Linked DNA regions of Homo sapiens: region 2 is linked to region 1. Evidence: chromatin contacts called from ENCODE Hi-C or POLR2A ChIA-PET data. All regions are on one chromosome and are shown on one strand. The core of a region is the stretch at or near the end of the contact, and the rest is flanking DNA. Distances in the headings are between cores, read along the strand shown. Region 1 holds the start of STEEP1 (STING1 ER exit protein 1). Region 2 holds the start of SLC25A43 (solute carrier family 25 member 43).

What was found. A loop is a pair of places that touch in the nucleus more often than their neighbours do. ChIA-PET counts read pairs that join two places held with the same protein, here RNA polymerase II (POLR2A). Pooled maps may share reads with other maps.
Region 2: a pooled map shows a loop between it and region 1 (4-fold over the local background). The contact joins the promoter of SLC25A43 here to the promoter of STEEP1 in region 1. A Hi-C loop is called at or near these places in 1 of 37 single-sample maps with no recorded cell type and 5 of 50 pooled maps. POLR2A ChIA-PET finds 5 or more read pairs at or near these places in 1 of 52 experiments (HepG2).

The regions. Positions count from the first base shown.
Region 1 is chrX:119,561,764-119,568,063 of GRCh38, reverse strand. It overlaps STEEP1 (STING1 ER exit protein 1), which reads left to right and starts at 2,655. Exons shown (of 7, transcript NM_022101.4): 1 at 2,655-2,832. The coding sequence starts at 2,709.
Region 2 is chrX:119,395,333-119,401,632 of GRCh38, reverse strand. SLC25A43 (solute carrier family 25 member 43) reads right to left here and starts at 2,297. Exons shown (of 5, transcript NM_145305.3): 1 at 1,955-2,297. The coding sequence starts at 2,229. RefSeq lists a silencer at 1,774-2,433.

The DNA of each region.
Region 1 (6,300 bases), core at 1,406-3,905:
GCCCTCCAGCCTGGGCGAGAGAGCGAGACTCCATCCCCCGCCCCCCCCAAAAAGGAAAAAATAAAAATAAGCCTATAGTCAAAGTAAGTTTCTGAGTGGCTCCTTTGTTAGCCAACCAAGGAAAGTCATTTACTGATACTGAGCTAAATTGTGTTTGGCTGCAGAAGTCAAAGAAATAGGCTCAAGAAAAATAAAACTTGTGAAGACTATTCACCTTTCAGCAAGAACAGTGGCTCTAAGAGTTGAGGACATTGAAATCAACATCAAAACAAAAACAAACAAACAAAAAAGGGCAAGGCACGGTGGCTCACACCTGTAATCTCAGCACTTTGAAAGCCTGCAGCAGAAGGATTGCTTGAGCCCAACAGTTCAAGACTACCCTGGGCAACACAGCAAGACCTTGTCTCTACAAAAAAATTAAAAAAAAAATAGCCGATGTGGTGGTGTGCATGTGTGGTCCCAGCTACTAGGGAGGCTAAGGTGGGAGGATCACTTGAGCCCAGGAGTTTGAGGCTGCAGTGAGCTGTGATCATGCCACTGCACTCCAGCCTGGGTGACAGAGCAAGACCCTGTCTCAAAAACAAAAACAAAAACAAAGCAAATGATTTCAAGTGGTTTTCCTTGGCTCCTGATGAATGTTTACCAATATTACTCAGTTGTTGTTTTTTACTCAAGGAGTCAATGTTGACTTTAAAGTGACTGAAGAATTGGACCGGGCGTGGTGGCTCACGCCTGTAATCTCAGCACTTTGGGAGGCCGATGTGGGCAGATCACTTGAGGTGAGGAGTTTGAGATCAGCCTGACCAACATGGTGAAACCCTGCCTCTACTAAAAATACAAAAAAAAAAAAAAAAAAAAAAATTAGCCAGGCATGGTGGCATGTGCCTGTAATCCCAGTTACTCAGGAGGCTGAGGCAGGAGAGTTGATTGAACCTGGGCGGTGGAGGTTGCAGTGAGCCAAGATTGTGCCACTGCACTCCAGCCAGCCTGGGTGACAGAGCCAGACTCTGTCTCAAAAAAAAAAAAAAAAAAAAAAATTGGCCTGGGTGTATGGTCTTGTGTGGAACAACTGCAGATGAGAGTATTTCAAAGAAGTCAGGAAAACACTAATTCAATTCAGTCTAAAGCATAATTTGCTAAGATGTATTACAAATATGTATGGAGCAGAAAAGGTTTAGACAAATGTACAATACTTGTCAAAATGTAAGTTGTTTAAAATCCTGTAGTTATTAATTGTATTATTAAACAGCAGGTACTTTGCAACAAACAAACAAACAAACTTGAATCTGTCTTGTGTTATTCTTGACAGTAGTGTCAACAGTGAAGTTCAGCTGGGCGCGGTGGCTCACACCTGTAATCCCAGCACTTTGGGAGACCAAGGTGGGTGGATCACGAGGTCAGGAGTTCAAGATTTTAGAAAATTTGAATTTGAATTTGAATTCAAAATTTTAGAAAATTTTCTAAATGAGAAGAACCCCACCCTTGACCACTATTATTGAACATGAATAGTTTTAAAAAATGGCTTTTGCCATAGACTTAGTAATGTTCCTTAATGAATTTAACCTAAAATTACAAGGCAAAACAGTGTTTATACCTGAAACCTGTACTGCAGTAAAGTCATTCAATGACATCCCACATTGTTTGAATCACAAACAGTGTCAAGGTGCTTTAATCACTTCTCGTGCTGTCAAAAGTTAAAAATCCAGATTTATATTCCCACACAAATTTGCGGTGGAAGTATTCTTGTACATGAATGTTCATAGCAGCATTATCTATATAATAACCAAAAAGTGAAAACATCCCCGTTGTCTGCCAATTGATGAATGAACAAAATGTGATATATCCATATGATGAAATATTATTCAACCATAAAAAGGAAAGAAGTACTGTAACATGGATGAACCTTGAAAACATTATGGTAAATGAAAGAAGCCAGACAAATGGCCACATATTGTAGGATTCCATTTATATGAAATGTCCAGAATAGGCAAATCCATAGAGATAAAAAGTAGATTAGTGGTTGCCGTGGGCTGGGAAGGTGGGGGATGTGCGGGTCGTGGTGACTACTAATGGGTATAAGATTTCTTTTTGAGATGATGGAAATGTTCTGGAATTAGTGGTGATGGTTACACAACTTTGTGAATACACTAAAAAACACCCAATTACACATTTTAAAAGGGTGAATTTTATGTTACGTGAATTATATCAACTAAAAAATAAGATACCTAAAAAATTATGTACTCATCTGGAATAGTCATTAAAATCACAATCATATTTAGAAACACACCCAAATCAGTATCATATATATATATATATATATATAATATAAACTATATAATGCATAGTCCTTTATTTAGCTGGTCTTATATATACATATGTGTATATATACATATAAATGCATGCGTTATAGAAATGTAAAGAATTTATATAATATTAAGGGTGTTGTGAGAAAGCCCACCAATCTTCATTGAGAAGTGACTCCCAGATCACAGGAGTCCCAGCTAACTTGGCCAAGACAAAGTAGGTTCTGGGAGGCTCCAGGCGCACCCCCGTATATCTTAGCCTGATAGGACAGCCCGGAAGTTTATAAGACTTCTGCTAACACGTGACCAGCGTAGCCACAAGGAAAAGGTGCAAGGCGCACTCGTGACGTCATTTCGGGGCGACCCTCTTCTTGGCGTAGAGTTTTCAGATTGCTCTTGGGAATCATGCCGAAAGTAGTGTCTCGGTCAGTAGTCTGCTCTGACACTCGGGACCGGGAGGAATATGACGACGGCGAGAAGCCCCTCCATGTTTACTACTGTTTGTGCGGCCAGATGGTCCTAGTGCTGGGTGAGTAGCCGGGAACTGCGGGGGCGTCTGCAAGGAGCCAGACTTCGGGTTCTTGAAGGCGAATTTCCTCTGGCTGTGATCTGGGAGCCACTTCTCAACGAAGATTGGTGGGTTTTCTCTCTCCGACTAAATCCTCCCTACGCATCCCCGCCCCACTCCAGGGCATTTTTTTTTTTCCTGCTTTTTGTTTAGCCTTGTGACTCTGTATCCAGACCTTCCTCAAAACTAAACTCCTTCAGGAGAACAAAAATAGAAACACAAACATATTGTATTTCCCTCTTAATCCACTGTCTTCAAAAACTACTGCCTCTAGAAGCTTTATAACTTTTCTGCTGGATACCAAGATGCTGCAGTTGCTCTTACCTCACAGCAAACGAAAATAAAACCCTCCCTCGATCCTGTATTCCCCTCCAGCTATAACCCCATTTCGTTGCTTCTTTTATAGCAAAGCTTCTCAAAAGAGTTGCCTATATTGGCTGTCTCTGCATCCTGACTTCTAATTCTCTCCTGACCTCACTTCAGGTAGGCTTTCCTTCCCACCTCATCATCTTAACCGTATTTGGCTCCATGTTAACAGTTCTAGTGGTCAGTTATCAATGTTCATTTTAATTCTGTCAGTGGCATTTGACAGAGGTAATCATTTCATTCCTTTTGCAACATGTTTTTTATTTGCTTCCAAGACTCCATACTCACTTGATTTTCCTCCTACCTCGTATTTCCCCCCCCCCTTTTTTTTCAGATGGAGTCTCACTCTGCTGCCCAGGCTGGAGTGCAGTGGTGCAATCTCGGCTCACTGCAAGCTCTGCCTCCCGGATTCAAGTGATTCTCCTGCCTCAGCCTCCCGAGTAGCTGGGATTACAGGCGCCCGCCACCATGCCCGGCTAATTTTTGTGTTTTTAGTAGAGACGGGGGTTTCACTACGTTGGCCAGGCTGGTCTCGAACTCCTGACCTCGTGATCCACCCGCCTCGGCCTCCCAAGGTGCTGGGATTACAGGCGTGAGCCACCGCGCCCAGCCTTAGATTTTTCCCCTTGTCTGGCTCCCTTTTCTCTCTCAGACTTTTAGGCATTCCAAGGCCCTATAGCTCAGTACTCTCACCTGTTCTCACTCTGTACCCACCCCCTAGGTGATCTCATTCATTCCCAAGCTTTAAATACAACTGACATGCTGGTAACTCCCAGATGTTCATCTTTAACCTGCACCTCTCCTGAGACTCCAATTGCCTATTCAACATCTCCACTTGAATGTCTAATGGGCCTCTCAAATATATCGTGCTGAAAATTGAGTTCATGACCCTCTACACCCCCTCTCCAATTGCTCCTCTTATAGTCATCCCTATTGCAGTCAGTAGTACAACTATTCATCCAGTATCTCAGACCAAAACCTGGAATCAGTCTTGACTTCTGTCTGTCACGTACCTTACATCTGTCCAGTCCATCAGGAAATCCTGCAGGTGCTTTCGTGAAAATGTATGCAGGATCTGACTGCTTCTTACCACCTCCATTCCTTTTTCTTTTTGAGACAGAGGGAGTCTCACTCTGTCACCCAGGCTGGAGTGCTGTGGCGCGGTCTCAGCTCACTGCAACTTCCGCCTCCCAGGTTCAAGCGATTCTCCTGCCTCAGCCTCCCAAGTAGTGTGCGCCACCAGGCCCGGCTAGTTTTTTTTTTTTTCTTTTTTTTTTTGAGATGGAGTTTCGCTCTTCTTGCCCAGGCTGGAGTGCAGTGGTGCGATCTCGGCTCACTGCAACTTCCACCTCCCAGGTTCAAGCGATTCTCCTGCCTCAACCTCCCTAGTAGCTGGGATTACAGGCATGTGCCACCACGCCCGGCTAATTTTGTATTTTTAGTAGAGATGGGGTTTCACCATGTTGGCCAGACTGGTCTTGAACTCCTGACCTCAAGTGATCCACCCACCTAGGCCTCCCAAAGTGCTGGGATTACAGGCATGAGCCACCACGGCCGGCCTACCACCTCCACTTCTAACACTGTAGTCCAAGCTACTACCATCTTTCACCTGGATTGGCACAATAGTCTCTTGCTCTCGTTGCTTCCACTCTTTTCCACATAGTAGCCAGAGTCCTGTTCAAAACCAATGGTTTCATATAACACTGAGAATAAAACCAAAGTCCATCCATACCAAGACCCTTGATCAGGCCTGTGGCTACCTCTCAGGCTTCATTCCCTAACAGTCTTCCTCTTGCTCATCGCACTTCAGCCACAGTGGCCTTTTTGCTTTTTCTCCATCATGTCAAAAGTGTTCCTGCCCCCCAGTGCCTTTTTAATTGGTATTTCTTCTGCCCCAAAAACTTTTCCCTCAATCCCTCCCTTACTTCATTCAGGTCTCTGCTAAAATGTAATTTCCTTAGAGAACCCTTCCCTGATTACCTTATCTAAAACAGCATCCCTGTCACTTTGTCCTCTTACCCTGCTTAATATTTAGCACTTATCATTACCCAAAATCATATTATAATTATTTTAAAATATGTTGCCTCTTCCACTAGAATGTAAGCTTCATCAGGGCCGGAACTTTTTTTTTTTTTTTTTGAAACAGTGTCTAGCTCTTGTAGCCCAGGCTGGAGTGCAATGGTGCGATCTCACCTCACTGCAACCTCTGCCTCCCAGGTTCAAGTGATTCTCTTGAGTAGCTGGGATTACAGGCACCTGCCACCATGTCTGGCTAATTTTTTTTTTTTTTTTTGAGACGGAGTTTCGCTCTTGTTGCCCAGGCTGGAGTGCAGTGGCACCATCTCGGCTCACTGCACCCTCCGTCTCCTGGGTTCAAGCGATTCTCCTGCCTCAGCCTCCCGAGTAGCTGGGATTACAGGCATGCACCACCATGCTCAGCTAATTTTGTATTTTTTTAGTAGAGACAGGGTTTCTCCATGTTGGTCAGGCCGGTCTCAAACTCCCGACCTCAGGTGATCCGCCAGCCTCGGCCTCCCAAAGTGCTGGGATTACAGACGTGAGCAACCGCACCCGGTTAATTTTTGTATTTTTAGGAGAGACGGGGTTTCACCATGTTGGCCAGGCTGGTCTCGAACTCCTGACCTCAGGTGATCCACCTGTCTTGGCTTCCCAAAGTGCTGGGATTACAGGCGTGAGCCACCGTGCCCGGCCAGGGCGGAGACTTTATCTGCTTTGTTGTTTGCTGAATCTTTAGCACAGTGTTAGAACAGTGCCTGCTACCTAGAGGGCCCTCACGTATTTATCGAAGAAATTAATTCTTGGTAAGGAGGTGTGGTGGAAACAGCATGTGCTTTTGAATCACTTAGAGTTGGGTCTGAATTCTTGTTCTGCTTCTTATTAGATGCATGGTATATCTCTTACCCTTTTTAACCTCAGTTCCTTCATCTTTAAAATAGGAACAACAAATCTTTACTTTAACCATTCATTGTGAAGAGTAAATGAGCTGACATGTAAACTGCCTAGTGTTCTCTAACTCCTCTCTTCACCTCCTCTATTCATCTT
Region 2 (6,300 bases), core at 1,048-3,547, 170 kb after region 1:
TGGACTTCCTGTTGTGCTGCTTGCCTTCCCACCTCTGTGCATTTGCTGACATCAACTGCAGTATCTTTCTCTCCATCTCTGCCCAGCAGACTCCTCATTCTCCCAATGCCAAACTCAAATTTTTTTCTCCTCTATGAAGTCTTCACATTTTCTCCTCCTCATCGCTCATCAGAAGGGTACATTTCTAGAGCACATTATCCATGACAATCACATGCTACCTTGTGTGTTATGGTCATGGACATATTAGTCTTACTCTTCTATTACTCTGTAAGCTCCTGGGGCACAGGGACCATGCCCCTTCCATCCTGGCATTGTCCTCAGCATCGTGCACACAGTGGGGACTTAATGTAGCCTGACTAAATTAGTGTCAAATGGATGCAGGGAGGCAGCATGATGTAACAGAAAGACTATGAGATTTGGAGTCAGAAGGCCAGGTAGTGGAGCTCAGCTCGGTCACTGACAAGAGGTGTCATCACTCTGAGCCCAATTCTGCATCTGTAAAACAGGCACAATGCTTCCTGTCCTATGGACCTTACAGGGCAGGAGGCAGGAGCTTAAAAAATCTAATGTGCATATACTAGGTGCTTAGCAGAAGAGCCACAATACTTAAACCAGCCTTTGAAGTTCTGCCCCCCACCCCTCTGGACATATTTTATCCCATCCAAAGGAAGATTTCCACACTACTTTGTAGAGAAGAGGGTGAAGTGGGGGAGAAACTGAGTCATTAAGACTCAGAGGAGAACTGTTTACAGACTGCAGGCCAGATGTTGATGAGGGCAAGCAGAGGTGGGGAGGAAAAAGGGCCTTAACTAAATGTCATGGTCCCACCCATGAGTCCCTCTGCAGAGGAAGAGAAGGGAACTCTATTTCCAGGCAGAGGCAAAATGAGTACTGGCCTAGAGGCCTAGGTAATAAGGATGATTCCGTTCGGCTTGTCGGCTGCCAGGTGAGCCTTCCACCTCTGGCCTCCCAGGTGAGTGACAGTGTCAAGGCAAAATCCTTTGACTATTAGCCGCCAAGACTAAACTATGCGGTCAAGACCGACTCTCCCAAATGTGGGCTGTTTGTCTAATTCAGAGCCAAGGCGATATCAAAGATGCCACTGTGCCCACTGAATGAGGAACACAGGGACCGTCCCCCCAATACAGAAACATCTCTGCTTCCTGAAATGCCATCACTACCAATTCATTCTTTCAGGCTTGGTTTCCAGTTCAAATGCAGGTACCTCTGAGCTCGGTGGAAGCTTTAAGGCTGCATTTACACCTTTAGATCTTTTCCTAAGGAGCAGCTGTTGATGTGGGAGAAGGTGGAAAAGGCCCAAATAAATGAGGCCAGTGGGGTGAAGCGGTAGGCTGAGGGGGCCGTTCTCAGCTTGGGGAGGGGAAGCTGCAGCCTCTGTCGGAGCCTGAAGTCAAGCTTCATTTAAGTTGGGGAGATGTGTGGGCAAAAATCTGCGGCCTTTTCGTATCGATGGATCGGGTCCTTTCCCCACACCAAGCACTTTCTTCTCGGGGCTTGGGTCACACAGACAAAAACACCTTTAAAAGGGTCTCTCTCTTCCTAAGCCAGCCTAAGCAAAAGTTTCCAAATTGGAGGACGGTGGAAATGGTTAGGACTCATCTCTCTGGAGAGCTTTTCATTCCTTTCCTCCAAATCCTTTGCTGCATTCCACCTCCTCGCCCGGTCCAATCCGGAAAGCCTCTCGGACCAGGGCTGCGGACCACAAAACTGCATCTTGCAGGGCGGTAACCCCAAGAGAACGTGAAAAGCATTGGGGCTGCACTCTGGGGGCCATAGAGGTGGCCCACCGCCCCGAGGGGTCCCCAGGTGATCGACAAGGGGGCCGTCCCTACTCCAGGGCCCCGAGTCCAGGCAGCAGGGCGGCGTCGGGCCGCGGCTCCCCCACCCCACCCCCGTCCGGTCTCCCGGTTCCCCGGCCCCGCCCGGCTCTTACTTGCGGTAGGCGGCGAGCTGCACGGCGCTGCAGGGGAAGAGGCGCAGGCACGCCACCGCGTTCCCCTTCCACAGGGCCCGGAGCCCCTCTGCCCGCCACACCCGGTGCCCTGTGGCCCACGGTCCCCGGGCGTGGCCTCGCACGACGCCAACCTGGGCCAGCACGGTGGCGAGCTCCAGGGGCGCGGTGAGGCTGAGGCTGAGCGTCCCCGCCAGCCCAGCGCACAGCAGCCTTTGGCCGCCTGTCAGTCGGCCGTCCCGCCTCCACGTAGCCATCGAGCCCCGACCCGGGCCCGGAAGACCGCGTGGCTCGGGCCTGGGGCTCTCCGGCCACGGGCGGAGGTGGCGGGCCCCAGGCCCCGCCCGGCATGGGGCGGGCCCGCGTGAGGGACGGGAAGCCCCGTCTACGCCCTAGCCTGGCCCGAGGCTGGTCGGGGGTGGGGCGCGAGGGCCTGGAGGGTCCGGGGTCCGAGGCCGCGGATATCATGGGCATAGTCTCCCCAGTTGGCAAGGCTCGAGTAGCGACTTTCAGTTGCGAAACAGTTACTGTTCTCTCAAGGCCCAGCCTGCTAGACATCTTGCTTCCTAAATGTTCAGTGCGCCCCCGCCGCCCCTCCCTGCCTCTCCTCTGGTTTGCCCCTTTTCTCCCTTTCACGTGCCACTTCTCTGTCTTCCTCCCCTGGCGCTTCCCTCCTCCTCCTCTTGCCTCCAACCCATTTTTTTTTCCTGCCTAACCAAAAAGCCTTGATGGTTTCCCAGTGCAGAAGGTAAAAAATTCTAACAACCACAGTTGCTATCTCTCAGGCACTTGTCAAGTACTGGGCTTTACAGACGTTCTCATGTAATCCTCAAAACGGCCCTAAGTACGTATGTCCTCATTGACAGAGGCTGTGTGGGTGTGGGGACTTGAATCTGGACTCTTGAACCTGTGTAAGATTCTTGGCTCTGCAGCTTACCAGCTGTGGGACCTTGGGGAAGTCACTCAACCTCTCTGTGTGTCAGTTGCTTTATAAAACAGAGATTATAATTTTTTCCTCCTAGGGGTTGTTGTAAGGATTAATGAACAATGACTGGTATGGGTAAGCAGTTTATATGTGTTAGTTCTGATTAGGTATTCATTTACAGGAGAGGAAACCAAGACACAGAGAGGACTTGCTCAGGCTCACACAGCTACCTACAAAGCAGAGACCGGTTTGAAATCTAGGGCGGTTTATGTCAGTTTCCACTAACGGCTACACTATATGTCTACTAGGACTGCAGAGTTAACTCCAGTAGGGACATTTTCAGTGGTTCTGTAAGCTAAGAGAACAATAGAGGCAAAGAATGGCTAAGAGAGGCTTGGCCAGAATCCGAGGATTCTTTAATCAGTTCAAAAATTTCAGAATTTCAGAATTTCTTTCTGTCTCTTTTTTTTCTAAAAAAGCCATGTCACTAATAATTACAAGGAAAGGAACTGTCAGCAGTCTGTTGGTGTGAGCAAGATGTTCCGGGTACATAGTTGTTTTTAGGCTTGTATAGTTATTTACATTTACTAACACACAATGCTATAGGAACGTTTTCTAAAAGGCATTGCAGGGTTTCTCCTTTTTTATTTTTCACTGTCAATCTCACTTGAGTATGACATTACAAGGTTTTGACTGTGAGAACTTGTTCTAGTTGCAGAAGCCATACTCTGCTCTCAACAATTGGGGAATGCTTATTTTCATGTTTTGTGAATTCTTCTGTCTTGTTGTAAGCTAATTTGATGGCTGGGGGAAGCTTGAGAAAGATGTATGACTCTGAAGACCGGAGGACCCCGACTTTAAAAGGGCTTGAATTGGAATTTGGGGATTACAATAAGGAAACCTTCGGGTACTGGTACTTCCTAAAGCCCTTTGTTGGATAACGGGACAAGATTCTAAAGCTCTTTCAGGAAGTTCGTGGGTCTGGAACATTTCATGTGATAACCCCATTGTATGGAGATTGGGTCAGCCAAGTTATGTTTTTTTTTTTTTTGAGACAGAGTCTCGCTCTGTCGCCCAGGGTGAAGTGCAGTGGCATGGTCTTGGCTCACTGTAACCTCTGCCTCCTAGGTTCAAGCGATTCTCCTGCCTCAGCCTCCTAAGTAGCTGGGACTACAGGCATGTGCCACCATACCCAACTAATTTTTTTGTATTTTCAGTAGAGATGGGGTTCGCCATGTTGGCCAGGCTGGTCTCGAATTCCTGACCTCAGATGATCCACCTGCCTCGGCCTCCCAAAGTGCCGAAATTACAGGCATGAGCCACCGCGCCTGGCCTATTTTAACCTTGAAAGTAAAATGTATGGCCGGGCGCGGTGGCTCACGCCTATAATCCCAGCACTTTGGGAGGCTGAGGCGGGCGGATCACGAGGTCAGGAGATCGAGACCATCCTGGCTAACACGGTGAAACCCCGTCTCTACTGAAAATACAAAAAATTAGCCGGGCGAGGTGGCGGGCGCCTGTAGTCCCACCTACTTGGGAGGCTGAGGCAGGAGAATGGCGTGAACCCTGGAGGGCGGAGCCTGCAGTGAGCCGAGATCACGCCACTGCACTCCAGCCTGGGTGACAGCGAGACTCCGTCTCAAAAAAAAAGAAAGTAAAATGTATATTTTTCACTGCAGGTACACTGAAGCATAAAATGAATAACACCAAACTATATATTGGATGCCTTCTGTCTTTTCATGATCATGTGCTAACCAGGTGTTCATATTTTACTCAGCCAGAGTCTCATTCATCTGCTTAGCATTGGGCACCTTATGTATATTCATCCTAAACATAAATAAATCTCCGAGGATATCCTGTATTTGGATTGTGACTTGTATACTCAAGCCAACCTTATTGCCTCTTTTTCACACTTGTTGAAAAGTCTGTGGAGAGCATAGTAGGTTAACAAGCTCCAACTTTGGAAAATGTACATGATGTGAAATTGGGGTGCTATGCTAAAAATAAATGTATGATAACTAAAAAGGAAGAGGCAGTGAGTAAAAAAAAAAATCTTAGAAGTTATGTTGCAATATAAGGAGAAAGGTGGCCAGCTGAGAGTTAAGCCCTAGGCAGCCTCTCGTTGCCCCAGTCAGGGCTTGGGAGATGCTAACAGTTTTTTAAATTCTCCAGCTTTCATTTTTCAGTTTATCTTCTCACCAACTGAAATCTCTCAGTACATTACTTTAGTTTAACTTGCTAGTATTTCTTAGAATATAATTTATCTTGTTATATTTATACTAATGTTGATTGATTCCTGCTCTCCTAATTTTCTTTTATTTTTTACTTTTTGGGAAATTTGTAAATTATAAAGTAGTTTATACCTGTTGTAACAAGACAAATAGTCCAGAAGTGTATTAAAGAAAGTTAAGTTCCCCTGCCCATGCCCTGAGGTAACCACGGTTAAGAGCTTGGTGCGTGTGTGAATGTTTTTCCTCATATTTTTTTTTCATGCTCAGACCAATAAATATTTATATGGGGTTGCTTTCTCCTCCTTTCCGCTCTTCCCTCCTTCTTACCTTCCTTCTTTCCTTCCTTTGAAACAGAAAAGAAATAATTCCTCTGGAAGGATACCCAAAAAACTGATAATCAGGTTATCTTTGGGGAAGGAAACCTGGAGACTTGGGAACAGAGGTGGAAGGGAGATTGAGTTTTGACTGTGTGCCCTTTTATTTTCTTTTATTATTTATTGATTTATTTAGTTAGTTTTGAGACAGAGTCTCGCTCTGTTGCCCAGGCTGGAGTACAGTGGCACGATCTCAGCTCACTGCAACCTCTGCCTCCCAGGTTCAAGCAATTCTCATGCCTCCCCAGTAGCTGGGACTACAAGCAGCCACCACCTCACCAATCTAATTTTTTTTTTTTTTTTTTTTTGAGACGGAGTCTTGCTCTGTCACCCAGGCTGGAGTGCAGTGGCGCAATCTTGGCTCACTGCAAGCTCCGCCTCACAGGTTCATGCCATTGTCCTGCCTCAGCCTTCAGAGTAGCTGGGACTACAGACGCCCGCCACCGCACCTGGCTAATTTTTTTGCATTTTTAGTAAAGACGGGGTTTCACCGTGTTAGCCAGGAGGGTCTCTATCTCCCGACCTCGTGATCCACCTGCCTTGGCCTCCCAAAGTGCTGGGATTACAGGCATGAGCCACCGTGCCCGGCCCTAATTTTTGTATTTTTAGTACAGACGGAATTTCACCATGTTGGCCAGGCTGGTCTCAAACTACTGACCTCAAGTGATCTGCCCCCTTTGGCCTCCCAAGGTGCCAGGATTACAGGCGTGAGCCACCGCACCCAACCCTGTGTGCCTTTTTATACTGTTTACCTTTTTCTCCTGTTTTTTTTTTTTGTTGTTGTTTTGTTTTGTTTTG